2 separate regions of the Homo sapiens genome follow, and region 2 is linked to region 1. Evidence: read pairs that join two places in POLR2A ChIA-PET (ENCODE). Cell type or tissue: GM12878. All regions are shown on one strand. Links, peaks and the distances in the headings refer to the core of each region. The heading gives the core; the rest is flanking DNA. Region 1 has its middle 75 kb from the start of GRXCR1. Region 2 overlaps ATP8A1 (ATPase phospholipid transporting 8A1).

Region 1 (15,437 bases), core at 3,875-11,874:
ACTACAGCATTCTGTAAATATCTTTTAAAAATTTATATGAAGGGAGTGAATGCAAATTTTGGAAGGCATATAAATCTGCAAAATATAGCTAGGCTGTCAGGGAAAAAAAAACACTGGCAACATACACAGAAAATCCATTTTGCAATCAACCTGGGTCTTATCAAGGTTCTGTTTGCTACACAAACATTGATGAAGTAGAAATCTAAGAAGTGATTGAGGTTATTTACTAAGTAATCATCCAATGTTCTGTGGTTGAATCTGTGGAATTAGGTAGAGTCAACAGAAAAGGAACTCAACAACCCAACACACATCCCTGTTTTATCTACAGATGATGAAAAAGCAAAATACTACTTTTACTTACTTAATGTACCAATCAATCCAACACAAAATAAATAGTTGAGCAACTGGATTCTGTTTGTCTTTAGAACTTTTTTAAGAGCCAAGAGGCAAAGGCATGAAAAATCTATTTATTCAGTCTTGCCCATAGAGATGAAAAGATGACACTTGAGATTCACGGAAAGCAGACTTGCAAGGGTTTAGTGAGCTGACAGAGTGGAAGTGAATGTCTCCTCACCTAAACACCTAGAGCTACAAGGGAAGCTATAATGGAAGACAAAAAAGAAAGGGCAATTGGCCAGTTGGCCAAGTGGTTGGTGGCAAAGTGGCCCTACATTTCCTTAATAAATTCATCCAGCACTTGGTCACCAGATCTGTGGACTAAAAGAAACCTGATTTTTTTATACTTTAAGTTCTGGGATACCTGTGCAGAACATGCAGGTTTGTTACATAGGGATACATGTGCCATGGTGGTTTGCTGCACCCATCAACCCATCATCTACATTAAGTATTTCTCCTAATGCTATCCCTCCCCCAGCCCCCCAACCCCCAACAGGCCCCAGTGTGTGATGTTACCCTCCTTGTGTCCATGTGTTCCCATTGTTCATTGTTCCTGCTGGAAATGTTTGTGAAGTGTGTTTTAATAATCCTTGGTCAGAGTGTATGTTAAGTGACAGAATTCTTGCTTGGATGTACTGGAATCCAGGCTCACAGACTAACTTGGCACAAATAATATTCAAGATGTATACATTGCTAATGTTAAAACACATATGAAATAAAGATAATAACTACTATTAATTTTGTGTTTAATATATAATTTATCTTGTATGCAGTGCTTTAACCACATTGTTTCACCAAATCTTCACTGAATCTTGAACCCTTAGAAGATACAATTTTCTGCACATCACGATTGAGAAAAGTAAACTATGGAGAGTTTAAGTATTTGGCCCAAACTACTAGGTCTGTCTTATTCCAAAGACCCTGCTCCTAACTATTAAATGAATGCATTAAATTTTAACTAAATTGTGGTGTAAGCCTGGAAGCTACCTAGCACATTCAGATAGCATATTAGGATTTAATGCTATTCCCATCAAGCTATCATTGACTTTCTTCCCAGAATTAGAAAAAAACTACTTTAAATTTTATATGGAACCAAAAAGGAGCCTGTATAGCGAAGACAATCTTAAGCAAAAAGAACAAAGCTGGAGGCATTATGCTACCTGACTTCAAAGTATACTACAAAGCTACAGTAACCAAAACAGCATGTTACTGGTACCAAAACAGACGTATAGACCAATGGAACAGAACAGAGGCCTCAGAAACAACACCACACATCTACAACCATCCAATGTTTGACAAACCTGACAAAAACAAGCAACGAGGAAATGATTCTCTATTTAACAAATGGTGTTGGGAAAACTGGCTAGCCATATCAGAAAACTGAAACTGGACCCCTTCCTTACATCTTATATAAAAATTAACTCAAGATGGATTAAAGACTTAAACATAAGACCTAAAACCATAAAAACCCTAGAAGAAAACCTAGACAGTATCATTCAGGACATAGGGATGGGCAAATATTTCATGACTAAAACACCAAAAGCAATTGCAAAGAAAGCCAAAATTGACAAATGGGATCTAATTAAACTAAAAAGCTTCTGCACAGCAAAAGAAACTATCATCAGAGTGAATAGGCAACCTACAGAATGAGAGAAAATATTTGCAATCTATCCATCTGACAAAGGGCTAATATCCAGAATCTACAAGGAACTTAAACAAATTTACAAGAAAAAAACAAACTACCCCATCAAAAAGTGGGTGAAGGATGTGAACAGACACTTTTCAAAACAAGACATTTATGTGGCCAACAAACTTATGAAGAAAAGCTCATCATCACTGGTCATCAGAGAAATGCAAATCAAAACCACAATGTGATACCATCTCATGCCAGTTAGAATGGAGATCATTAAAAAGTCAGGAAACCACAGATGCTGGAGAGGATGTGGAGAAATAGGAACACTTTTACACTGTTTGTGGGAGTGTAAATTAGTTCAACCATTGTGGAAGACAGTGTGGTGATTCCTCTAGGATCTAGAACCAGAAATACCATTTGACCCAGCAATCCCATCACTGGGTATATACCCAAAGGATTATAAATCATTCTGCTATAAAGACACATGCACACATATATTTATTGCAGCACTATGCACAACAGCAAAGACTTGGAACCAACCCAAAGGCCCATCAATGATAGACTGGATAAAGCAAATGTGGCACATATACACCATGAAATACTATACAGCCATAAGAAACCTGAATTTTTAGAAAACATATTTTTAAAAATCAGACTTTTATTTCTTAATATTACTAAAAAAGTTTTTTTCTTTTCATGATGGCCGGATACTAAAGAAAATAAAAATTAACTGTAATTCCCAACACAGAGAAAAAACTATTGTTCATCTTATATTTCCAGGGTTTTTCCTATGCACAAACCCATAGACAATATGCTATCTGAATGTGCTAGGTAGCTTTCAGGCTTATGCCACAATTTAGTTAAAATTTAATGCATTCATTTAATAGTTAGGAGCAGGGCCTTTGGAATAAGACAGACTTAGTAGTTTGGGCCAAAATACTTAAACTCTCCAGTTTACTTTTATCAGTGGTAACATTCAGAAAATAGTATCTTTTTAGGGTTCAAGATTCAGTGAAAATTTGGTGAAACAATGTGGTTAAAACACTGCATACAAGATAAATTATATATTAAACACTAAATTAATAGTAGTTATTATCTTTATCTCATATGTGTTTTAACATTAGCAATGTATACAGCTTGAATATTATTTGGGCCAAGTTAGTTTGTGAGCCTGGATTCCAGTGCATCCAAGCAAGAACACTGTCACTTAACATGTACTCTAACCAAGGATTACCGAAACACACTTCACAAGCATTTCCAGGACCAGCAGTTGACAAAAGAAATTCGGCCCCAAATCTGCAGCCACTCTTGGGAAATAATGTAAAACCAGTGCATTGTTTTAAATATAGATATCAAATAAACGCATGTTTATTTGCAGATGCCCTCTTTAATATGACCTACAAAATGTAGTGTTAACCTGGTAGCTAGAATACCTGGGTTTGAATTCCCACTACCAGTTATAGGTCCCTAGGCAAAGCACTTAGGTTCATTTGGTCTCAGTTTACTCATCTGTAAAATAGTAAGTCAAGCTTAAAACAATGCCTGTCACTATGTAATTTGTAACATCAGCATTATACAGAGCTCTGCAGGATTCATACCCAGAGACACATTGGTTTAAAGAGTATGTCTTAATGTCCCCATTAGACTGAGATCTAGGTCTGAAAATATAGCTCTCCATATTTCCACTTGACCATATACAGCCTGCCCATGATAGGGTCTCTCTTGGTCACATACAGATGGCTGCAGCAATTTCAAACATCACAGGAGTATTAATATTTGGTGAAGCAGAGCAGAATTTATTTCCACGAGTATATTTTTATTAACAAAGAAACCTTTTCCAGAAGCTCTCAGCAGATTGTCCATCAGATCCCATTGGCCATGTGATGGTTAATACTGTCAACTTGAGTGGATTGAGGGATACAAAATCTTAATCCTGGGTGTGTCTGTGTGGGTGTCGCCAAAAGACATTAACATTTGAGTCAGTGGGCTGTGGAAGGCAGATCCACCCTTAATCTGGTGGGCACATTCTAATCAGCCTCCAGCAAATATAAAGCAGGCAGAAAAATGTGAAAAAGAGAGACAAGCCTAGCCTCCCAGCCTACTTTCTCCCGTGCTAGATGCTTCCTGCCCTCAAACATCGGACTCCGAGCTCTTCAGTTTTGGGACTCAGACTGGTTCTCCTTGCTCCTCAGCTTACAGATAGCCTATCGTGGGGAACTTGTGATCAAATGCTTAATAAACTCCCCTTTCTATATGTCTATCTATCCTATTAGTTCTGTTCCTCTAAGAGAACCCTGAGTAATACAGGCCAGGATTTGGTCACATAACAATGCCTAAACTAATCACTGGCGAAATGAATAAGACCACCAAGGTGACCTAGACTCATCCCTCAGCATATGGAAGGGTGGAAAACTCAGACAAATTTAAAGAAGGAGAAAAGTTTGTCAAGAAAATGAAGCAAGGGATGGGGGAAGGAGGCCAGGAGAATGGCTGCTATTGTCAAGCCACAAAATCTGCCACCAAATTATTATTTCTCAGTAATAGCTACCATATCTTAAGCATATACTGTCTCAGAATGATTTACATATAAAACCTGGGGCTTGTTTTATGTGGACTGTAATTCTCATAACAATCCACTCCAGCCTGACTTTCGTCCCCATCACTTCAATGGAAGTGCTCTTATTTTGAGTCACTGTACAAACCTGAAGTCCACTTCTCTAACTTCATATTTACCTCTCAGCAGCAATAAATACAATTAACTCCTCCTTAGACATATCAACATTTTTGTGTGTTTTTCCATTTACTAGCTACCTCCTTTCCAACTCTTCAGCTTACTCTTTCTTTCAATATGCCATCTAAATTTTGGAGTGCTTCAGGGATTATCCTGTACCCTCTCCCGTTCTCTACTCATTCTTTCTCCCTGAGTCATCTCTTCCACTCCCCTGGCTTTAAACATCAGCAAAGCTAATGATTCCCTAATTTCTCTCTCCAGCCCAGAGGCCTGCCATGAGCTCCAGCTTGCATATTCTACTTGACATCCCATTCATAGGCACCTATATGATAGCTCTACTTGGATCCAAAATCCAACTTAAACTTAATATCTCTAAAATGAAACTCTTGGTTTATTTGCACTGTCGGGTTTCTTCCCAAGTCTTCCCCCATTTGATTTATTTGTCTTATCAAACCAAAACCCACAATCTGTCCCAGATTTCTCTCATTCCTAAACCCCTCACATTCACTGCATCAGCAAGTCTTGTCCTTTCTACCTCCAAAATATGCCCCAAATCCAAATATTTACCTTCATCTCCATCATTATTTCACTAGTTCAAACCACCATCATCTCTTATCTAGAATACAGCAATAGCCTCTTAGCTGTTCTTCCTATTACCATGTTTAATATTTATCCACAGCCCATTTTCTACACAGCAAAGTTAGCATTTTAAAATACAAATCAAACCGTGTCATTACACTTCCTTAAAATCTCCAATGATTTCCATTGCATTTAGAGAACATCCAAATCCTTACTATGGCTGAAATGCCTGTCGTGGTCTAGCCCCTGCCTTCCTCTAGGACCAGATTTCTTTCTGTTCTTAAAACACTCTAAACTCCTTCCTATACCAGAGCCTTTGCATTTGCTACTCCCTCTGCTTACAATGCTTTTGCTCTGATCCCTCACAAGGCTAGTGTCATTTTATCATTCAGGTCACCCTCAATGTCACATCCTCAGGGGAGCCTTCCCTAATCACCCTGTCTCCTGGAATGCTGCCATTTTCACCCAAGGCATTCTTGCTACATTATCCCATTGCATATCCTGTATAATACTTGAGACTCTCAGAACTAGTTTATTCAATTATTTATTGTCTGTCTTCCCCAACTAGAAGACAAGTCCCTGAGGGTAGGGATTTTTTTCTATCTCACTCAACATTGCATTTCAATGTTAAAATAATGCCTAGCACAGAGTAGTTAGCTACTCAATAAACATTTCTGGAGTAAATAACTGATAATCTAGAAGATAACTATTTTTATCCCCGAAGTACAGACATTGAAATTGAGAATCAAGATGTTAAAATCATTTTTTCTCCAAGTTCACTCAGCTTGCTGCACTTCGACACTATGGATGGCAAACTCTAAAGCCAGTGTTTATTCCACTACACCCCTGAAAATTTAAATAACTTGTTTAGAACCAACATTAACTTTATTTTCTAACTACACTATATTTTCTAATGTGATCCAAGTTTAAATATGGTTAAATTGGTAGCAACAGTTAATTATACAAGCAAATAAGGGTTAGGACCTGGAAAACTGACGTTACTCAACCTGCTGAGACAAGGATCCCAGACTTGTGACTTCAATCAAATGTTGTCACTAAGTAAATAGAGATTAAATGGAATAGCATGTTAAGGATCAGAGGAGATATGTGAAAATTTACAAAAACACTGTAAAACCACTATGAAATTTAAGACACTTTTAACCAGAAGTCTCAGCTTGAACCCAAATTATAGGAATGTTCTTTTTTTCATAAATCATATTTTGATGTTATAAAGCATATTCTTTATTACCTAATATCTGTAAGGCTTCCTTTTATTTTTTCCAAATCTGAGTGGCTAGTTACAAAAGTCTAGTCCATCACAATACACATTTACTGAGCACATTCTCCTCAGCTGTGGGCTGTGACTGCCCAGGGACCAAAAAGCCTATTGTAATTTATGATCCTTTAAAGTCTTAAAAAGAAATGTCAGTTAAATCCAGTGCAAATCTGACATTCTGAAAGCTTGTTAACAGCTCATCCAGTGCTGCCTCCAAGATCAGAAACCTCTGAGAAAACTAAAATTCATCAGTAGCCCTGACATATCAGAAGGAAGCTAATAATGTTGGGATGTACTGCTGGTCAACAGTCCCCTGGTTTCTCTTAAATCATTCAAAATATGTCACTATCAGTCACTCAGCCAGCCTTGGAGAGCCACATGACAGAACTGGCTCTGCTTGCAGCTGTTGATTCAAACATGGGTTTCATGGATAAGCAAAATGTGTGTTTCAATAATGTGAAGCTCTTGTTCAAAATGAAAAGAAAGCCAGAATTTCATTTGCTGCAATGCTTCACTCACTGCCCCTGGATACCTCCAAACATTTGATGTGGCAGAGCTGAATTTTTTAAACATCCAGTTTTATACACATCCTTCATCTCCTTTCACATGTCATCAGGTTTTAACTTCCACATGAAAATGCTTTCTCCTGGGACATGAAGTTGTCACACCTTTAATTGCCGGTATGCTGGTTTGCAGAGTTGTTTCTGCAGTACTAATAAACTGCCACAGGAGGGGACAAGCCTGCCCGGTTACTTGGGCCCTGTGACTGTTTCTGAGAGCAAAGCACTCTGATCAGATCATTTCCCTCAGTAGTTAAAAAAAAAAAAAAAAAAAAAAAAAAAAAAAAAAAAACTCTAGAAATGTAACTGCAAAGTCGAAGAGCTATGTATGTATACACATATTAATGTATATTTGCATGCAGAAGCCTTTCAGCTAAGACTTAAGAAACCTCACAGGTGCATCTACTCCATAGGCTTCAAATACTCTCATTTTGCCTATTCTTTCTTCTGATCTAGAAACTGGAGTTGCTTCCAGAGAACTCAAAACAAAAGGACGGCCTCACCTCTGGAAGACTATGGCTACCTTTTATACATGAATGGAGTCAGAGATACTCGAAAGTCAGAAGATCGAGTTTGAAAAGACAGTGGTGACCCAAGTACTTCTGTGCTAAAGCATTCAAGCCACGCGATCGTTTGTTCACATTCACTTTGAATCACATTCTTTTTTCTTTTTTCTCTTATTCTTTCTTTTCTTCTTCCTCTTTTTTTTTTTTTTTTTTTTTTTTTTTGGTAAACATTAAAAAGGAAGTGTCAAACACATCTAGATAAACTGTACGGTAGAGCGAGCTCCCATTTCTCCACTCTCTCTTGGGTCCCTGCCTCCCTCTTTATTCACTTTGACATGAGAATCTTTGTTCTTGTAAAAGAGAGCCACTTGAGGTGAAAATGATCATTTGTTTGTGTGTCATCATCCTGAAAACTAAAAAAAGGAACCAAATTATCTAAGAAACACTGTAAGATAAAAAGTCAATACTATGACTTTACCTGTCCAGATAAAACTCTGAACTGCTTTTTTTTTTTTTTGGCTTCTCTTCAGAAGATGGCCAAAGAGTATATCTTATCATAACAGGCCTTGTATCTCAGAAAAGCACCCTTAAGCCACAAACACAACCTTATGCATTTACTTGCACACACGTGGGGGTACACACGCACACACATGGGCATACACGCGTGCACACACACACACGAGGTCCTTCAAGTAAATGATTAAAAAGAAAATTAAGGTCAAGATAGGACAAGTACTGCTTGATACTGTATCAAATATCAGAGAATGCTTGCTTATTAGAAAAGAATCATTGCCAGGATTTGAGAATAAAGCTAGCATTATAAACAAAAAGCCCAGAGTAAGGTAAGCCAATGGCATTTTCTTCTATGCCAATTACTAACCAATCTCGGAGACTCTGCGAACAGCCTCTGGAAGGCTGTAATAAGTATTCGTAGCTGCTCTGGCAAGCAGGGCCTAGAGCCCAGAACAGGAAACACATTTGCTCAGTGTCTAATCCAGCTCAAAAAGTAAGCACCCTGAGTAATTCTTTCCACTCAAAGGACAGGCTATCTTTTCTGAGCCCAGACCTGCTCGCTGTTAGTGTAGAAGATTCCTTTAGAAAAATGTAAATGAACAAACAAACAAATTGAGTAAAAAATAAAAGATGAGAGAAAACCAGTCATCACTTTAGGACAGGGTCAAGTATAGGGAAGCATGGAGTATTTCACTGTGAGAGGTAACCTTCATTCAAATTAAGCTGGTCTTAAAACTTTAAGGTAATAGGCAAGAGTTAATGGGTTTTAATAATTCTTTGGTAGGTTAATTGACAGGATTCCTTTTCTCTGCTTCTTTTAAGAGCTTAGGCTCTGGAATAAGTTGGCTTAACCTGGATTCAGGAATGAGTTCCATTACAGTCTAAGCTCTGCCACTTAAACAAGTTACTCTAACCCTGTTTTCTCATTTCTCCAGTATGTATACTAACAGGATTTATTTCATAAGTTTTGGGGGAGAAGATTAAATGAGATAAAACATGTAAGAAGCCTGACATATCATAAACCCTCAATAAATGTTAGCTATCATGATCAATATTATCATTTTCTCTGTTATAATAAAGAAAGTATATTTCCCCTAGCAAATTACTAGCCAAAAGTGTCATACCTACCAGAGAACTTTGGTGAATCTGTTATTCTCTTTCCCCTATTTTGAACTTCTCTTACTATTTACTGGATCATTTCCTAGCAAAATTGAATCATGTTTCTTACTATCATGTTTTTACAAAGCACCCCCCCGAAACCCCCTGCCAATGCCACCTCTCCTTTTAGTTAATTGCTTCCTTCCTCCTCACTTGGTTGGAAAAAACTCTTGAAATAATAGTCTACACACATGGTTTTCCAACTTTCATTCTCATTCCAGCCCACCCCATTATGATTTCAGCCCCTTCTATTCCATTAAATATCTCTACCCACCAGCTAAGTTTTACAGTTACCTCCCTTTTTGCCAATTCCAATGGACACTTTTCAATCCTCATATAACTAGAACTTTGAGTCATATTCAATTTAGTTTACTCTCTTCTTCTTGAAAAGCATGCTGGGGTGTTTTTCCCTTTTCATGACATTTTCTGCTGGTTTTGGAAATAATAGATTTTTCTATATTCAATTCCCAAAGCTCTTCTGTTCTCATTTACATTCTCTCTATCAGTGATCACATCCAAACCCCATGGCTCTTCATATTTCCAGCCAAGATCTCTTAGTACAATAAGCAACCATCTCCTTGATATCTCTCCTTGAAGTCTTCGAGGCATCTAGATTAACTGTGTTTAAAACAAACTCTTAATATTTCTACACATGCCCCAAATAGTCTCCTCAAGTCATTGCATTCCTATAATCACATATCCACCTACTTCCTTGATCAAATAAATGTCATTCATGACACCTTCCATTTCCTTATCTTTCCACATCTAATCTGCTGTTTGTATCTGTGAATTGTCCCCTTAATATAGTGGCTCTCAATCGAGGGCAATTTTACTATGCAAGAGATATTTAGCAATGTCTAGAGACATTCTAAGTTTTCACAAATTGATGGAGGGCATTGGGGGTTGGGCTGGGGAATGCTACCGGCAGAAGAAGGGGTCAGGCATGTTGTTACACATTCTACAATGAACAGAACAAACCCCGCAACAAATAATTATCTGGTCCAAAATTTCAAGAGGGCTGATATGGTTTGGTTGTGTCCCCACACAAATCTTATCTTGGATTGCAGCTCTCATAATTTCCATGTGTTGTGGGAGGCACCCAGTGGAAAATAATTAAATCATGGGGGTGGTTTCCCCCATACTTTTCCCATGGTAGTGTCTCATGTCATCGGATAGTTTTGTAAGGGGAAACTCCTTTCACTTGGTTCTCATTCTGTCTTTTGCCTGCTGCGATGTAAGATGTGTCTTTTGCCTTCTGCCATGATTGTAACGCCTCCCTAGCCATGTGGAACTGAGTCCATTAAACCTCTTTTTCTTTGTAAACTATCCAGTCTCTGTAATGGACTGTGGAATATGTCTAGTGGAATATGTCTTTATTAGCAACATGAAAACGAACTAATACAAGGGCCAAGGTTGAAAGACTCTGCCCTAACATATATTGTGAATTTGTCAAGTTTTCTCGGTCTCCATTGTCAGTACTCTGACCCTCTCTGGCTTTATTCTGTCACACATGACCCTCTCTGGCTTTATTCTGTCAGTGGTGTCCTAAGTGGGCTCTCACCTCCTTCACTCTTGCCTCCTACCTTCTCATCCTCTTCTCTGCACAACAGCCGGAGTAATCGTTGTAAGGTGTCAATGTGATCCCATTGTAACCCTGCCACCAGCATGACACCCTTTGGTGGTTTCTCTACTGCACCTAGAATAATAGCCCAGCTTCTAATCATTCCTAAGCCCTTGTCCTCCTCTCGAACCTTGCCTCTCACATCACTCTGTCACCACTCGGTCTTCCTGAAGCAAACGGTCCTTTTTTCTCTTCCTCAACACACCAGCCCCTTTGCTTCCTCAGGATCTTGCCCTAGAATTCTCTTCCTCCCACTCTGTCTAATCCCTACTCAACTTTCGTACACTGTAGAAACATCACTTCACATTCAGCCTCTCCTCTACAGCTCCATGATTCTCCCCAGTGGCATTCTTTCCTTTCAATTTATGGCTCTTGGACAATTTCTAATTATATTTTTGTATAAATATTCATTGTTTAGTACCTGTCTCCCCAAATATACTATAAGTGCTTTGAGGTCAAGGAGCAGAGAAATGAGAAGAACTCTAGCAGTTCTGGAAATGTGGCACATGTGATCTGAGCAATTCAAAAAAGAATGGAGGGATTAAAGCAATCTTCACTTATTTCCTTCATAGCTTTGTCTATCTCATATTATTGTGAGTTCACTGGCTTCCCTATACTCCAGCATGGGAGAGGAGCACACATTCCTGTGCCCACTGAAAGTGGAGGTTCACAAGGGGTATACCCAGCTTCATCCACATTTCCCATCTCTATTCTAAGTCACCTCTGCTTCACTCTCCTATCACAGTGATGGACATCTTTAGAGTATTATTGCTGGTACAAGCACACAAAAACTTTTGTCACTTTCTGTTTGAAATACTTTGTCATGAAATATTAAATTTTATACTTTTCAGAAAGCACATTGTATGTGAACCTTTGTGGAGATAGTGAAGAAGAATTCTTACGACCTTGAGGAGTCAGAATTTTTATAATAGAAAATCAAAAAGAGAACAATCAATTTTCAGGGTATTCTTTTTAAGTTCACAGAATAAACTCTTGAAGTCCTCATCAGAAGCAATCACTTTGAAAGTCAAAGTCATTGATTTGCAGAGTGTTATTTTGTTGAGAACAAAAAAAAAATACATATCTTGAGCTGTAAAAGGGAAGATTCTAGTGGAAGTAGTAACTAGTGGATAGTTTATTCCATAACAAAGCATGGAATAGAGCAGGAATTCAAATTATCCAAGCCCTGGGGAGACTGAAAGTGTTCTTCCAGACCAAGAAAGGACAGCAAGGTGGAATAGTACAGGGTGTGAGCCTGGTAGAGGCCAGTGGGTTCTGAGACCTGACAAGCTCTGGTGAGACCATGCAGAGGGGAAAAGAGTCATTATTGTGATAGAACTGAACCCAATTGGCCTCTATCACTAGAAAGCTGCTTGGAAAAAGAGACAAGTCCATAGATCTGCATGTCCAAAATGGTGACTACTAAGCACATGTAGCTATTTAAATTTAATTAAAATTAAATGAAATTAAGAGTTCACTTCCTCAGTCTCACTAACTACATTTCAAAGCCTCAATAGCCACATGTGGCTAGGGGTTACTGTATTGTACTGTATAGAAACACTTCCATGGTTGCACAAAGTCCGGTTGGACAGCACTGCTATGTATCTCTGGTCATGCTCAGGTGCACCCCAAACATTCTGGAGCCTGGGGCAAGAGGAGTTACATATCACATGTCTAAATATTGAAAATGTATATATCAAGCTAATAAACTGTTAAATATAGTCATGTTTTATGTGCCTATGTTGACAAATATGTTCTTAATTACCTGGAAGTCCAAGGACAAACAGAATTCTCAGACTTCTTTGAATTTCACACTGACTAAAATGTGATGGTATCCAGAAAACAAGTCCCCAGCCCTCAAATCACAGTCCAGACCTTTCCCATCTTACTTGCACATGACACTGTGAGGGGCCTTCCACACATACATGGACAGCCCAGCCTACATGTGCAAGTTCCATCACATCCCTGCAAGCGAGGACCTCAAAGTGCAGACACCTGCAGGGAAGCCCACCCAAAGGAGGAAGGACTCAGAAAAGTATCCAACATGGACCCTGGAAATAGGATCAGGGTCATTTGGACCCCAGGATCCCAAGTACACAGAACATAATCTAGATAGAGGAGGAGAGGATAAGAGCTCCTGGTGGCCATGTCCCCTCAAGCTCATAGATTCTTTGTCTCATTAGAGGTCATATCAGAAAGGGCCAGAACAGTGCTCTCTAAAGGACTGGTCTCAAGCTACTGCTCTTCTCTGGGTCTAATGGTGATGCTTGCCATATTGGGTGAGCCTACTACTACAGACTTCCAATGGATACTCAATACTGCCTGATAATCCTACGATATTCTTCTAGTATATTTACTCTCTCACTTTCTAAAATGGTTATTCTATGCCTCTCCTCTTTTCTAACCTCCAGCACATTCTCCCTTTCCTCATTCTCAGCTTGCTTCACATTTTACTGAAAATGTAGAGACCACTGGAGGAAATTTTCATTAATTTTCCAACAAATCTGCCTGCTACCTGCATCTGCACCCACACTACCCTCTTTTGTTACAGTGAACAGCCTCTTCCCACCAAGGCCAAGGTCACCTCTACTAAATCCTATCCCTCTTTCCTTTTTCTTCAAAGTCCCTGATCTTGTAATTACTATTTTTTCTGCTGGGTTATTCCCAACCATGCACTTTGTATCCCCTTCCTTTAAAAGTAGAAAAAAAAAATTAAAAGCAAAACAGACAAACAATGAAAAAATCTCTCATCTAAACTTATGTTCTCTTTATAGCAAACCCCTCACTAGATTTCTCTATAGTTGCCAACACCCACTTTTTGACTTTTCATCCTGTCCTCCACTAACTTTCATCAAAGTCAACAATATCCTCCACCTTGCCAAGTGAAATGGTTACTTCTGGGTTTGCACTTATAGGAATACGCAGGAGTAACTCTTCCCTCTCTTAGGATCTGGATCATAACACTCTTCGGGTATTCTCTTACCTCGCCCTCTCAGTTTTGTCTGTAAGATTCACCTCCTCTGCTCAATCTCTAGGTTTTGGGACCCAGGCCATCTTCTCTAACTTATCTACAGCCTCTCCTTATAAATGTTATATAATGCATTCAAAAGGATTTAAATTATATGTATATAATTTAAATTATATATATAATTTAAATATATATTAAATATATATATAGTCAACTCAGTGGAGCCCACCAGATTTATGTATCCAGCTGCTTACTTGACACCACCTGAATGTTGAGTATGCGTCTCAGAACAAAACTTTGCTTTCTTCTCAAACCTATTATTACTCGAGTCTTTCTCACCTCAATAAATGGTGCCACCATTCACCTATCTGCTCATTCCAAAACTGATAAACCATTTTTTTTTTTTACTCATTTCCCATATGCAATTTAACAGCATTCTTGCCAACTACTCCTCCAAAATATACTCCAAATGGTCCACTTTTCACCATCTCCACTACTTCCACCCTAGTCCACCCTATCTTTCACCTGGACCATGAAATAACCTTCAAGCTGATTTTTCCATTTCTACACTTGCCTCTCTACAATCTATTCTGCACACAGTTGTCAGAGTTCTTTTTTAAAAATTCAGTTTAATCCTATCATTACTCTTATTAAAAGAATACTAGGGCCCTGGACTCTGCAGATCTTCAGAGGGAAGGCACCAAAAGTGGATGAAGGGAAGACACAGAAGCTAGGCTGAAAGCTGGGAACCACACACCAGGACTCATTTTGGAACTACAACAGCTCTAGGAGAACAGGCGAGTTGAACTGGCAAGGAGTAACCCGCTCTCACCATGGCCCTCTGGAACCCCAGCAGGAGGGGAGCTCTCGACCGCCACAGATTCTTGAGGTGGCTGGGAGAGCTTCTTGGAGATGTGATGGGGCAGCACACCAGCTGATGTGGAGCCCAGAGGGAGAGTTTGATGCTGGAGCATCTTTTAGTGGAGCACCGCCAGGGACAACCAATGCCCCTAGGCTTGACTTCTTCCCATAAGAGACTTTAGCCCTAGAAGAACTGTCAGACCTGGTATCTGCAGGGAGATCTTGCACATCAGACAGGGCTGGTGAGACGTGAGCGCTCCTTGGTCTGCTGGCCTCTCCTGGGGCCCCAGCCTGGCCATGCCTGCTTACAGGGGAGTCTTGGGTGCCCTGGGGAGCCCACACCATAGCTTATGTGCCAGCTGACCATGCCTGACCAGTGAAGAGCTCCAGCAAGGCAGCCCCTATGGCCATGCACCAGCTCACATGTTCCTTCCCCATACTGGAGCTTCCCCCAACCCCATAGCAACTCCCAAATCACTTTGCTGGTCATCGTCTTTACAGGTGGGTTTTGCTTTACTTGACCCCCAGCACACGGAGTGCAGTATGCCCCCAGATCCCCCGCCAACCGCCATTGCAGACAGTCTTGGTAAGCAGAGAGCCAGCAAGCCCCGCCCCACCAGTGACCAGCCCTTGCA
Region 2 (15,437 bases), core at 3,064-11,063, 170 kb after region 1:
ACTTTTAAAATGCACACTGTAAAAATTCATTTTTTTTACACTTCTGAGTGAAATTAGTCATAGAGATAGTGAAAGTAGAATGGTAATAGTTGGTGGTGTTCTTTTAAATAATAGCAATTGATGGGTCCTATATTGTGGGAAATAAGGGGAAGAGAAAAAGTCTGAGAGCACTGCAAAACCTGTGGCATGTGAGGGGATTACAGGGCTGCAGTATTGTTCTTGATTGGCTTGTGTATTTTCCAAAGTACTTTTACAAAGATTACTTTATGGAAACTTACAACACTCCTGGAGGTTGGTGAAGGTGGAGTGCCATCTGATAGTTGAGGAAACTGTGGCCCATATGGTTTAGTAATTTGCCCAAGGTCAAGTAACTAGTTCAGTGACACATTTGGATTAAGAGCTCTGGGAAAACAAGGACTGCTGCTTGTTTAATCTTTGTATTCCCTGTGCGTCCAGCACAGTGTCAGGGCCATAGTGGTGCTTGGTGAGTGAATGACCCTTTCCCCTGAGATTAGTTGATTCCAGTTTATTATAGCTTCAGCATGTGCTTGGGACTGTGGTGAAGACAAATAATGACTCTGTGGGGCTGGCGTTGTGGCTCATTGCCTGCTCTGCCCACACTTTTCTTTCCTAGGAAATATTTCTTTCCTAAAAAATATAGTCCTACCTTTCCTAAGGAATATTCTCCTTTGAGAGAGGCCCTGCTGCCTAGAGGGCCTTGTTCTGAACTGCAGCCTTTTTGGCCTCAGCTGATTGGACTATGGTTGGCTCCTGACCCAGGGTCAACCAATTCTTATGTGACTCAGACACTTGTAACCTTGTGGTTTGGCTCAAAAAGAGTCTCTGTGTTAATCATATCTCTCTTGAAAACATTAAAGTTAGAGATTTAGAGTAAAAGCAGAAGGGAGCAGAGGTGAATAGGCTGGTATGGGAGAGAATGGGTGGCCATAATAAGTCATGGGAATGCTGCTGATAGAAGAAAGCAGAAACTATGAGTGAGTAGAGAGATAGCAAAGAAAATGGAATGGATGGGCAGACACAGATCCTGAGAGAGGGTGGCGAGACCTTGGAGCCTGCCCTCCCGAATTTTATAGCCCTAGTTCCCAAGTAGCATTAAAATAAGCTCTTTTCCCCCCCTTGAAATGACTTGAATGGGTTTCTGTTCCCTTCATCCAGATTGGCCAGATGTATGACTGTCATGCCTGTAAGTTGTTTACAACCAAACTGGGGAGAAAGGACTTAAAGAGGGAATAAATAGTCTAAGAGGGGATGTTGTTAATTAAATATTGTGCATGCTGTGGGGGACGCAGGACCTGTGGAAGATTAGGAATTTAGTACATACTTATTACTGAACATAAGGCCTGCTGAGTGAACATTTCATTGAGGTGTGATTTGAGATGAGCCCTCACACAGTGCTTCTCAAACTCGAAGGTTCATAGGAATCACCTGAGGATCTTGTTAAACGCAGAGTCTGATTCAGGAGGTCTGGAGTGGGGCCAGAGTTACTACATTTCTGACAAGAATGTAATGCTGAAGGATGCTGGCCTGCAGATCACAGTCTGAGCAGCAGGATCCTAAAGGATACTGACATCTATTTCTGTAGTTAGGAGAGTGTTGAAGACAGTCATAACAAGAACAAATGGGGAAAGTGAACATGGCTTATTTCAGAGTTCTTAAGGAAATTGGCCGGGAGCAGAGGGAAACTTGGAAGGAGCAGGCTAAAAGTTTGGATAGGTAGATTACTGCCAGATTACAAAGCATTTTAAATGCCAAGGTGAGTCATTTGGACACAGGACCGAATATTTGAACAGGTTCTTAGAGTTCATTGAATCTAATTTCTTATTTAAGCCTAACTCCAATATATAATATCTAACAGGGCCAGTTGGGGGCCACATCGTTATAAGGGAGGGACATCCTAAAAGTAGTAACTTAGTTAAGTCTGGAAGTGTGTTGGCTGGTTTGGAGGAAAAGGTATGGTAGATAGACTCTTTTGCAAAACAGTCTTAAAATGACAAAAGTCAGAATTAGTATTAGAGTGGAACAGTGAGAATGGGAAGGGAGGAATCAGATTTCTGACTGAATCATTAACTCATTCAGCAGATGTCTACTGAACTTCAACTACTGTTACAGGCACTTGGGATACATCAGTTAACAGAAGAGGAAAAGCATGGCCCTGGAGGTGCTTACTTTCTAGTGAGGCAGGAGACAAAACACACACAAAATATGCTAATTATAGAATTTGTTGTGTGGCAAATGGGGAAAATGAAGAGAAAGCAAAATGTTTAAGGTGGGTGGATGGATTGCAATTTTAAGTAGGTTAGTTAGACTAGCCCTCATTGAAAAGTTGGCATGAAGGAGATAAGGGAGTTGGCCTGGTGGGGATCTGGGGGAAGGGTGTTCCAGCCAGAGCAAATGCCCCAAGGCAGGAGAGAATCGGGAATTAGGAACGGTGAGGGGAAGAATAGTAGGAAATGAGGTCACAAAGGTCATTGTGTTAGTCCGCTCTTAGGCTGCTAATAAAAACATACCCAAGACTGGGTAATTTATAAAGACAAAGAGGTTTAATGGACTCAGTTTCACATCGGGAATTAGGAACGGTGAGGGGAAGAATAGTAGGAAATGAGGTCACAAAGGTCATTGTGTTAGTCCGCTCTTAGGCTGCTAATAAAAACATACCCAAGACTGGGTAATTTATAAAGAAAAAGAGGTTTAATGGACTCAGTTTCACATGGCTGGGGAGGCCTCACAGTCATGGCGGAAAGTGAAGGAGGAGCAAAGGCAAAAGAGCGTGTGCAGGGGAACTGCTCTTTATAAAACTATCAGATCTCGTGAGACTTATTCACTGTCATGAGAACAGCACGGGAAAGACCTGCCCCCATGATTCAGTTACCTCCCACCAGGTCTCTTCCACAACACTTGGGGATTATGGGAGCAACAATTTAAGATGAGATTTGGGTGGGGACACAGCCAAATCATAGCAATCATATTATAGGACTTTGCTATTTAGTGAATATTTAGTAAACATAGGGCAGGAGAGAGAAGGACTTTTTTGAAAAAAGCAAGTCTCAACAATAATTTAGAATTCTAATATTAATAAGTTACCATGGATCTTATTGGTAATAGCATATTGATATTTTATTAGTAATAACATTGGTAGTAGGTTCATAAATTATCAGGGATCTTATTGGGCTGGCTTGTGAAGATTTAGTTGAGTAAATCTGTGGTGGGCTTGGGGATTCGCATTCTTAATGAGCCTCCCAAGATACCCTGGTGCTGGTGAAACACATTTTGAGGAAATTTCCATTACAGTCTTGAGCTTGACTGGTTGAGAAAATCTATTAAACAACAAGGAAATTGGGAAGGAGGACTAATAAAATAAGAGATGATACTAATTCAAATTTTGAGGTAACGGGGACATCCAAATGGACATGTTTTAAAGGTAGTTGGAAATTTTTAGGTGAGATGTGGGAAACCTCAAACTTGGGAATCTTGAGAGACAATAGTTGAAACCCTGATAGTGGAAAAATTTGCCATAAGGCAAGAGTAGATAAAGCAGAAGACTAAGAATTTTAGGTCTCTTTATTTAGCTGCCCCAGATAAATCAAATGGGTGTTTGAACTTAGCATTTGAAATCTGGAAACAGACTGAAATAATGGTAGCTTACACAAAATAGTTTTTCTCACTCCTGTAAAACTAGTGTGGAGGTAGACAGGGTTGGCTGTGCCTGCTACACAAAGTCATAAGGGATGTTGGCTCCTTGTGCCTTTCTGCTTCACTGTCCTGAGAGTTTGTCTTCCATAAAGTCACAGCATGGTTGCTGGGGTGCCAGCCATCATGTACAATAGTTTTAGCCAGGAGAAAATGGAAGGGTGAAAGGCAAACAGGTTTTTCAGAAAGCACCACACAAAAACTAATGCTTATTTTGCATTGGTTTCCACTTGCAGGGCAAGCTGGGAAATGGAAATTTCCAGCTGGACACATTACCCAGTGTTGTGTTACAAACGGAAAAGGGTGTATGGTTATTGAGCAGTGCATTAGTCCATTTTCACACTGCTGATAAAGACATACCCGAGACTACTCAGCTTGGAATTCATTGTATCATTATCAGCATTTTGGGTCAAAGCCATTCAACAAGTCTCTAGGGAGTTCCATACTTTCCCACATTTTCCTGCTTTCTGGGCCCTCCAAACTTTTTTCAACCTCTGCCTGTTACCCAGTTCCAAAGTCATTTCCACATTTTCAGTATCTTTTCAGCAGCACCCCACTCTTCTGGTACCAATGTACTGTATTAGTCTGTTTTCATGCTCCTGATGAAGACGTACCGAGACTGGGCAATTTACAAAAGAAAGAGGTTTAATGGACTTACATGGCTGGGGAGGTCTCACAATCATGGCAGAAGGCAAGGAGGAGCAAGTCAGATCTTACATGGATGGCAGCAGGCAGAGAGAGCTTGTGCAGGGGAACTTCCATTTATAAAACTATCAGATCTTGTGAGACTTATTCACTATCACAAGAACAGCATGGGAAAGACCTGTCCCCATGATTCAGTTTCCTCCTACTGGGTTCCTCTACGACATGTGAGAATTGTGGGATTTACAATTCAAGATGAGATTTGGGTGGGGACACAGCCAAACTATATCAGGCAGACAACAGAATCAGTCACAGTGAAGTTCTCAGATTGCCAAAGGCTCTTGCTTGGATAACATAGAAACTGCTCTGGAGCTCATACTTTACATATAATAAGGATTAAATTGTTCAGAACTAAAGAAATGCACACACACAAAAACTTCACATACCTATCCAGTGGTTTGTGTTTTCTTCTGTTGAATACTATAATGCTAAAATATAATGACATTTATTTGATTATGTAAAATATGTGCTAAACGATGTATCCAGAAGTTGTTTTAGGAATTGTTTTTCTAAATGGCAACTCTAAAATGTTTGTAACTATGTAGAATAGTATGTTTTATTTACATAAAAGGTAACAAAAGGAATAAAAAGTAATTTAAGCTGTCCTTAAAGGAAAAATTTTAGGACGCTATTCCAGGTAAAAGATGACTAAGGTTTTTGTTCCTTTAAAAACCACTTATTATGCACCAGCTGTGTGCCAGCTAAATGGGTGGTGGGACAAAAGGCTGTGGTCGATGAAGGAGGTCCCAAAGGAAACATGGAGATGAGTATGGAGATGAGTTCAGTTTTACCTGAAGTGGCACTGTGTGAGAAGGTGTGTATGAGTATAGCGATACAGCATGTCATCAATATTTGAAAATCTCAAAGTAGGTGTCATTTTACTTAGTGTAATTCTGGAGATATAAGTGTATTAGATCTGATTATTTTAGGTTTTCTATCTTCAGTGCAGAATTCATGGTTTGTTTTTTCTGTCATTTCAAAAACAGAATTGAAGCATATACCTAATGTTACAGCTGTGGGAATGTTTGCAAAGGTCAGAGGACACTTTTGAAGTTAACGAAATGTTTGCTGCGTGGGTCTCTATTCACATGGTTTCATTGGAATGTCAATGACATGAAGGCCACCACTTTCCCCTTCATTCTTTACTTCTTAGCGAAAGGAGCCCAAACCTTCCAATGATTGTATTCTCCGGGTAGTAAGCTCCCTAAGGGCAGGGGGTTTTGTCTGGTTTGTCCACTGATATATTGCTCCCCATGAGGACATTGCCTGGCACATAGTAGGCATTGGTTAAATGAATGAATCTATGTCCTAAAGATGAAAATGCCTTATAATCCAATTTGTAAAATACTCAGAGCTAAATCTAGATGTACTAAATCTAGTACCCTCCTACTGAAACCTTAGCACCCCAAAGGAGCGTTTTTGTGAGATTTGTTCGCTGCTGTACCCTCTACACCTAGAGTTTTGTCTGCCACATAGCCACCACTCTATATTTGTTGAATGAATGGATAACTCTGAGCTTTGTTTTTAATGGAAGAGCTTAACTATGAGTCTTGATAGAAGTACTGCCTGCTTACTGGGAAAAACTCATGCTTCAGAAAGTCTTGCAGGAGAGAGTAAAATTCATCACAAACTATGCCATCCAAATATAATCACATTGTGATTATAAACTTTTATATACTTCATATAAATTTATATATTTACAATGTTAGAATTTTAGTATATGTCCTTCCCAACTATTTTCCAGAAAAGATATATTTGTTAGGAAGAATGAGGTAATCTGCATTATTTTTAATAATTTTATGGATATCTGTGCCAATATAGATTTGTGTAAATTTTGTCTACTGTCACTAGTTATATCCTTAGTGCCTGGAATAGTGCTTGACACTTGGTAGCAGCTCAGTAAATTTTTGTTGAATGAACAGATCAATTTTATTAATTTTATGACAGCTTAGCATTTTTATGTTAGTACAGAATAACTTACTAAAGAACCCTGTGGGTGGACATTTAGGTCATTTCAGTTTTTTAAACTCTTGAATAAGCATCTTTGTATCTTTTTGTACACCTTTCTGATGGTTTTGTTCAAAGTCCCTAGAAATGGGATTTCTGGGTCAAAAGTATATATCTTTTTATGACTTTTGATACATATTTGAAAATTGCTAGAAAGATTATACTGGTTTACACTCCCACTGAAAGTGAATGAGAGTGCCTGTTTATCCCTTTTGCAGCACTGTATAGCATTTTTCTTCCTCCTTATGGATATAGAATGTAAAAAGTAAGTCTTTAAGTTTACATTGCTTTATTAGGTTTAACATATTTTGGTAAATGTAGTGATTATTTTTTTCTGAATTGTTTATCAAGTTTTGTATTGAAGTTTAAGAACTTATATGTTAACGATAATACCTTTTTTCCTTATTCATAGTTTATCTTAACTTTGTAGTGCTTTAACATGTATGTAAATTAATTTTTATGAAGTATAATCTTTCCTTTTTTTAAATTTCTGCTTTAATGTCATATTTTTCAAGATAATTTTTCAATTATATTTTTCTTTTAGTACTTTTGGGTTTCATTTTAAACAGTTATATTAGTAATTCCTGTGTGATTTACTTTGTGGTGAAATGTGAGGCCTGGATCTAAGTTTTTCCTCAAATTATTTACCTGACATAATAACCATATATTTAATAATCCTTTCTTCCCACACTGATTTGAGGTGCTTCCGTATGTATATATTTGAGTTTTTTTCTGGAGTCAGTCTCTCTTTCCCTTCCCCCCACCCCACCCGCCGCCACCTCTCTTTATTTTGGTCCCTTTTAGCCCCTGGTATCAAATTCCTTTATTGCAACATAACAAAAAATATTCTCTTAGCTGTCCCATTTGCTTTGCTCTTTTCTCTAGGTTTTTCTGGGTTTTCTTTCCCCCACAGTTGTATTTTTCTACTAGAATTTATGAGTACATCATTGAATCAAGTTAAAAAACATGTTGGAATATTTATTGGAATTGCATTGTTTATAAATTTATATTAAGAGAATTGGCATCTTTCTTATATTGAGTCATGTATGCTTAGTTTCCCTCTTCAATTATTGCTACTTTGATATTGGTATCAGTCTGAATTCATTTCAGTTTTTCAGTTAATTTTTGTCTCTGTAGGTTTTAAAATTATATTGTATGTCTTAAAGCAAAGTATTTTTAAATGAGGTTTTAAATTAATAAGATTTGACCAGGTATCTGTTGGTTTTACTACTTTTTGAGCAAGAATGGTTCATTTCTATCTGCTGATGTATTGTGGACTCTGCTTCCAACTTACCACTTTTATTATTTCATGTAGTGGCCCTGACATGATAGCTGAGATATTACTCTTTTTTCTCCTTTTTGCTAGGAATAAGGTCAAATTTAGACCAACTAGATTTAGCTAATGGTTCCATGGAATCTACTTACAAATCAGCATTTATATCTCAGATCAGCACTAAAAGAAATAAAACGTGAGCCACAATCAAGCAGCTACATTTAAAATGTAAAAAGAGATGTTAAATGAATTTTAATACTATATATTTAATATTAAATAATACAAGTAATAGTGTATTTAATATATAAATACTAATATGTATTATAAATATAAATTGTCTTTGGCCCAATATATCCAAAATATTATTTCAATATTTTGTTATAAAAATTTATGAGTGGTAGTTTACATTTTTTGTGCTACGTTTTCTAAATCTGGTGGGCATTTTATAGTGCATCTCAATTTGTACTATTTCATGTGCTCAGTAGCTACATGTGACTAGTGGCCACTGTATTGAACAGCATAGTTGTAAATTATACCTCTAGCATATGCTTACTTGTTAGGATTTACTAGAATTTTTCAGAATATAAAATTTTGTGATGGAAACCCATAGCTCAAAGTAAGCTTGTTAGAAATACATATGTAGATCTTGAGGTTTAAGTCTTCAGCTCCCTTCTTAACAACAGAAGGCAGTCACGTGTGTATAAAACTTCACACATTATATGGGTGCTTAGATAATACTGCCTTTGACTTGGCAGTTTAGAGGTTTTATGTAAGTACATTGTGGCATCTTTTGTAGCCTGTTTTGTTTCCAATTTTTTAATCTCTTATAAAATATATTTGATAAATAAAACACCCTGCCATGTCTTCCTATTCATTTTTATTTAAATGTTAGCATGAGATGTGAAGTAGATAAAACTCTTAAGTAGTATTCTTTTATGTACAATATCACCATCACTTGTGCTAAAGGGACAACTGTATAGAACTTGGCTTCATGGATTAATTAGACCTCTAATTGACTTGGCAAAGAGAGGTGTCTGTTTTAAATTGAGCCTCTGTTCATTATTTTATGTGAATTATCTTTAAAAGAGATGACTGATCTTGATCCATCTAGGGCTGTGCTTAATAATATCAGATTAGTTGAGTGACAGCTCAGAATGTCACTAAGAAGGCCAAAGCCAGCCTGGGTTCTGGACCAGAGCACCACTTTAGTGGGCCAGACCTGTTTAGAGTACAAGATTGGCCTTTGTGAGTGAAACAAGCAAACAATGGTATGCAGGGTTGAGTCAAAGAGATGGTTTGTTCTGATGCCAGCCTACACCAGTTCAGCTTCTGTAATTGACCTAGGTCCCTGTGGTTAATTCTGGTCCTGAAGTAAAGCTAACGTTGTATAAAACAAATCTTCCAGCTTCTACAGACCGTCTTTTTCCCGTGTCCCTTCCTCAATCCCACATAGATTTAGTCCCAAAAATCTTTAACGTCAACATTTGAAGAGCTCTGACTTAGCACTCTAAAGATGAGGCATGCACACCCTGTCACCACTTCCCTGACCCTGAGTGCCTGTCCCAGCAGCTTATAGAGCTCCAGGATGGGGGGGCCTGCCTTGCTCTTGGCAGGACAAGATGCTGGTTCCCAACCCTAGCTTGGACTCCAGTGCTCAGCATTTGTGAGCCGTTTTGATGCCACGCCAGGCCTACCAAGGTTTCTGAGTATCATTTGCTTTCACTTTACCCACAGTTGCTTTTGGCCAGCTCACCTGAACCCACATCGTTGCCCCATGCAGGAGATCTTTGGTTCTGAGTGTAGGTGTTGCCCATTTCCATTTGTCCTGGATCTGTCGCTCCACCATTGTATTGTTATTCCAGTGGCTGCGACTAGTTGGCCCTTTCCAGTTCCCTTCTAGTCTGTCTCACTCTACTTTTTTTTTTTTCTCTAACCTAGGCCATGTTCTGTCTCTGACCAAAGAAATGAGATGGGTCTAAGTTTTATCCAATCCTGGTGGCTGCTCTACATGTTAAGCTGGGTTCAGTCTACCATCTATGCCAGAATGGTTGTGATAAATATTCTCAGATGGACTTAAGTCAACTTTCCTAACTTTATTTTCATTGTCATGGGTAAATGTTAGAGAAATGACATGGGGAGGAATGTCTCTGCTATCTTTAATGAAAAGTGTGTCCAATGTGGACAGGGCAGTGGGAGGCTTGTGAAATGTAAATTGTTTTTATAGCCACATCGTGTGATGCTCAACCCTGGCTTCATAGTGAATTAGATAGGGAGCTTCTAAACAATACAGATTCCCAGACCCATCCCAGAACGATGGAATCAGTTGGTCTGTTCTATAGGGATAGGGACCAAGCATTAATATTTTATCTCCTAGGTAATTCTCATGTGCAGTGGTATTGAAAACACTGGTATACAACCTTGAATTTACTTGCTGGCAGAGAGGATGGGAATAAATTGTATACAACTATATAGGTTGCGAGCCAAGAAACCAAGAGTATTAGCTAGCCAAGTGATAGACAAGCAATTTACCCAAAATATTTACCAAAGAAAATCAATATTTTTGGTAAATTGTGTATCATCCAGTTAGCTAATAGGACTAATTATACTCCTCTTAATTTCCCCTCTCAGAAATGATCAAGGTCATACATTAATACTATTTATTAGGTTTTGAAGACTTTCTTTAAAATTCTGAATTGAACATTCAATTCAGTACAACTAAGTGAAGAGTACAACACATTTAGTTTATTTTTAGCTGGTGTTATATCTACTCTGGGAGCTTGTTCAATATGAGCTTTTCTGCAGTGTCATTACTAGTTTTTTGGTAACCTGCTTGCTTTTAGTATGTTGTAGTAATTAGTTGCTTTATTCAGCCTATATTTGTAGCCCAAATATTTAGTCATTTGCAGCTGAAAAAAATAGCATAATGACTTGGTAATAGTCTTTGAAATTTCTGTGGCAACTTTTTTTTTTTCAAGGAGTATATTTTCGTCAGTCTAGATTTATTGATTTATCCCATTATGACATGAAATAATCTTTTATAGGTTAACGTACAAAATGTGAAAACTCCCAATTTACCTGCCTTCCCTAATTGCTGAGATGAGGCCAATATTTGAGACTCTTTATTTGGCCATTGTGTTTCTCGGTGGCCGCTCTGATGGGCGCTGGGTTCTAGCTTTAGGATGCTGCTGGTGGCCACTGCCGGGTGGGAAGATTATCACTTGACGCTCTGGGGATTAGAAAAACACCATAGTACTGTAGATCAAGTGCATTGTGTCCAGCATTCGTGATTGCTGTTTATTTTATAGTTCTCATCTATCCTTATTTGTCTCTGCATTTAGACTTTCCTTTTATTAGGTGATAATGTGATTTGTACTTTGCAGATGGAAATTATTTTCAAAAGCCAGAATTTGATCTTGTAGAGGTTGGAAAGTTCTGAATTGTTGGCTCAATTTAACCCCAGATGGCAACTGATTTCTGTCTCTTCGTTTAACGTTCAGTAAGAGAATCATTACATGAGTTGGCCTTTTGTTGACTTCCAAGTGAATACAATTAGCAAAAGAAAAAACTCTCTTAATTTCCCCAGGTACCAAATTGAATCCCCCTTGAACTTATTAAGTGAATTTCCCGGTGGAATTTATCCCTGTGGTTGGTGAACCACTCTCCTATATATTTTCATTTTAACTAAGCCTTAATACGAAGGCCTTCAGTCTGAACTTAGTAGATTTCTTTATAGGTCAGATATTTTTCCATATGTTCAGCTAAAATTGACCTTTTAAACAAAAATTCATTGAAGCAAATAAATCACCATTGTTACTGTTTGTTTCATGTGTTTTTGGTCTGCTCAGTACCAGATGACACGGTAGCCACCTGCAAGTAGGGCTTTTTTGTTTTGTGACATAACTACGCTTGAAGCTATCTTTAACATCCTAAGCTAATGCCCTATAAATAATTGGCGAGAAAGTGAAACAAGGCACTGGGACTTCCTGTAGGCCTGGAGTGATATGTGTGTTCTGGCCCTTCAAAGCTGTGCGGCCTTGAGCATGTCACTTAACCTCTGTGAGACTCCTGTTTCTCTTTGATAAAGTGATAATACCTACCAGCGAATCATCTGCCTGTTGGATAGTGAGGAGACCAAGCCTGGCTACACACTGGAATCTCCCAAGGAGTTTTCAACACACTGACCCCTGGTCCCACCCCCAGGGATTCTGATTTCATCTTGGGGGTAAGGGTTGAAACAAGGAGAAATGATAGTGGCTTCAACTACTAAGCATCAGTGGACATGATGGGGAGTGGTCAAGATTCAGAATATAACTAGAAGATAGATCCAACAGATTTGTTGATGGCTAGGTTATGGAATTTTAAAAAAAGGAGTCAAAAATGACTAAAGTTTTGGGCCCTGAGCCCAAAACAGTGGTGCCATTTACCGAAATAGAAAACACTGGGATGAAGGAATGAAAACCAGCTTGCATCTTAGAAAGGAGTGAGAAAGTCCCATGTGTCAAAAATACATATGTTTGTAGACATTTATTTTATTCTCTTAGAGTATTGCATTCATCCTAAAATCTGGATTTCAGAATTTCCATCTTCTGTTTCCCTCATCTTCTTTTCTCTGAATATTCTTTAGAATTTCAGTAAATGCACCTGTTAGTGTAATACGTGTTCCCCATTGCTATGAATTTTAGGTATCTGGGAACTGTATGGATTTATTCTGTTTGGGATCGATAATTACATTGCCAGGACTTTTTGCTGCCCAGTCAGAGTTGATGAGAACAGTCTTTCACGTGATCACTGCGTTCTTTTGGCTCTTGAGGTGCTCCAAACTGCAGGGACATTTTCCAGAGTGGATATATTAAATGAAAGCACTTACTATAAAGTAGGTGCTAAGCAAATGTTTTTTGAATCTGCATCTGGTGAGTGACTGGGATAAGATCAGGCTGTTCAGATTTTGGAAACTGAACTTTTAAAAACGCTGGAGTGGTTTTGAAGTCTTCGTGGAGTTTTCTTATATTCATCTGTATGCCCATCACACCTTGCATGGCAGTGGTCACGGTATACCAGCAGGTCTAGGGAGCTAATTTCATGATTCTAATTAGTAGTAGTAGCATCTTGAGGTAAAATGTTGCATTAGGAGGTACTTACTGCATGGAGTGATTTTTATTTATGGCATTAGAAGGTTCTTGAAGCATTTGTTTCATCCACCCTCGCATCGTTTTTGTTCTACCTGTGGATTGAGTAGGGCGTGCGGCAATCTCACACATGTGTAGGTGTCATTGCTTTAATGTCACTGAGCAATGTGCTGGGTCTTTTCAGTCTTTGCAGCCCACCAGCTGTCATTCACACATCCTATCTTAATCTGTTTAGTGGAGGTTTCTGTCGTCTTCTTTAGCTACATCCTGACAAACTGAAGGATGCCGACCATTCCTTACTTTGTTTTGTGAAAATGATTCTTGGCTTTTTGAGCCAGTCTCATCTGACCAGTCTTAGTGGGTTCTTCAGTACTGCCCACAGTGCTTGTGGTAGATGAGCCATCCCAGAGCCACACCCATTCTCAGAGTCTCGTTAGGGTGTGCTGGAGTTCTTGGATGCTCTTTTGTGGGTTTCCTCTTTTTCTAGCTTTGTTTAATGGATTTGTTGGATATTTGGCAAACCTGGTTGTGGCATTGTGTTATCAACAGGCAGATGAGAGTGTCACACTTTCCTTATCCTGGGTAATGTCTGTTTCTGTAGGATAAAACACTTGTCTTGTTTGTGGACAGTGTATGTTGCTGTGTGTGCTATACTGATGTCCCTACCAAAGTTGTAATGGGCAGGAAGACTTTAGTTTCTTCACTGGATGTTTTTGATGATTGAGACTTTGTTTAAAAAAAAAAACAAAGGTGAGTTGTTTTCCTCTCTTGCAAAGTCACAATGGAGATAAGAAGCAGGTGCCAGTTAAACTCCACTGACTCATTCTGAGATTAATGTAGCAGCATAATGATGTTATTTGGGTGTTTCTGCTTCTTGTAATAAAACGAGGACTAGTCTGTTGGAACTAATCATATATCTACCTGTTTGTATGTTATAAAATGTGTAAATAGCTCTAAAAGTTAAAGTTGTAATGATTCAGATAACTTTCATCATTGTTCATTCATTTTTTTCCCCAGTACTTTTTAAGGCCTAGCTCATTCAGAGCTGTAATTCAGTTCTATCTTCCTATGAACACACTGCTACTGAAGTCAATGGGGTTAACTATCCTACAAGCATTTGTAGTAACTAATTTAATAATACTCTTTTCCATGTACAAAATGCGGAAAACTTGCGCCCTGCACTGTATCAGTGGTTCTCTCAATAAGCTTATAGTTGTCTTAAAAAAAAAAAAGAAATTTAAAAGGATAGAATCCTTGGATTCTAGAGTTGGAAGGGAACTTAGAAGTCATTTAATGCAACACAGTAACTGATATGGCTTGAATACCTCACAGTGAAGGGAACACACCCACACACACCCTTTTAAGACAGCCCATTCCATTCTCAGACACCTCAGATTTTTTCTTGATAAGAAAGCAATAAAAGCAGTAAAAACATTTATGCTCTACATGCCTTGCTGGGTCAGGTGTCTCCCATATTGTATTTACACAGTTGCTTCTTTAGGCCTTTAGTATAGAACCTTCAACTTATTCAGCCTTTCAAAATCTTCTAGAATTCTGATTTTTTTCATGTCATCTGTACATTGATTAATCGTGTCATGTGTCCTTATCCTGTCATTGGAACCCAGGCAGTCTGCACCCAGAGCCCTTACCAAGTTAGGCATTTACTGTAAGGGATCCTCTTGTATCACAGCAGAGGTTCATTGTTCTTTTTTTTTTTTTTTTTTCTGGTGAGGGGGAAGTCTCTGTACGTCTGCTCCTTCACTTCCTAACTTTGGCATGCATGTGGCTTCAGAGTGCCATGATGCTCCCTCCAGCCCACCTGTCCGTGATGTTCCTTACTTGGTGCTGAGTTGACTGACCACAAATCCACATTCTCTAAAAGGGATCTGACTGGCCTGGCTGGTCAGGTGCTCCATGTTGACCCTGACACCTAGGGCTCAGGTACTAGGCCAGGCCAGGAGATGGAAGGAGAGACCGAGTCCAAGGGTGACCCAGGGGAGGCTCTTTCAGAAGGGCTCACAGGCAGGGATGGCCAAAGAATAGCTTTAGTATGTGAGACCCCTCCATGTATGTTTGTCAGCTACATAGTTGTGAATCCACATTGTTTCATAATCATGGAATCGTGTGTCTTCATTTATAACAATAGGGCCTACACAAAAGCCTTCTTGAAATCCAGATGCTGAGGGTTCTATTTTTGAAAAGAAAGAAAAGGGATTTAGTCAGTGGAGGCTTACTGATCCCCACCAGTCACCACCTCCCTTTTAAGCAGTCTGTTAATCAGCTGCACTTAATGTTTGACTAGCATTGGCCTCAAACTCATTGGCCAATAGCATTATTATTCAGACTTATCTAATGTAAAGGACCTTTTTTAGAGGAAACATTTCTTTTTGGTCTTTGAGAATATATTCTTTGTATGAGAAACACTGCTTTCAAAATAATTAAGCTCAGTTCCATGTTTAACTGAATTCTCAGAAATGTTCTTTTAACTTCTGAATTTTCAGATCTTTCCCAAAAATCCTTTAGAAGCAGTGGATCTCATTTTGTAAATCTGTGAACTTTGAAAGCACATCTGTAGACTCCCATTTTAAAAAACAGTGGTTTATGATCTTTATGATCCATCT

Evidence for each region. Peaks named below come from ENCODE experiments on the same cell type or tissue, not always from the same donor. Only the 100,000 strongest peaks of a DNase experiment are listed, where the experiment ranks them.
Region 2: POLR2A ChIA-PET joins it to region 1 with 10 read pairs; 3 of 35 experiments call an interaction of 5 or more read pairs at or near these places.

What each region holds. Positions count from the first base shown.
Region 1 is chr4:42,809,587-42,825,023 of GRCh38, reverse strand. No RefSeq gene overlaps it. Among named protein-coding and RNA genes, the nearest start is that of GRXCR1, 75 kb to the left of the region's middle. In GM12878, for the core only: a CTCF peak has its summit at 7,343; no DNase peak of the experiment used is centred there.
Region 2 is chr4:42,640,114-42,655,550 of GRCh38, reverse strand. The region is part of intron 1 of ATP8A1 (ATPase phospholipid transporting 8A1); the gene reads left to right. Among named protein-coding and RNA genes, the nearest start is that of ATP8A1, 9.3 kb to the left of the region's middle. RefSeq lists an enhancer at 13,525-13,574. In GM12878, for the core only: no CTCF peak of the experiment used is centred there; no DNase peak of the experiment used is centred there; H3K4me3 peaks cover 1,768 bases; H3K27ac peaks cover 2,410 bases.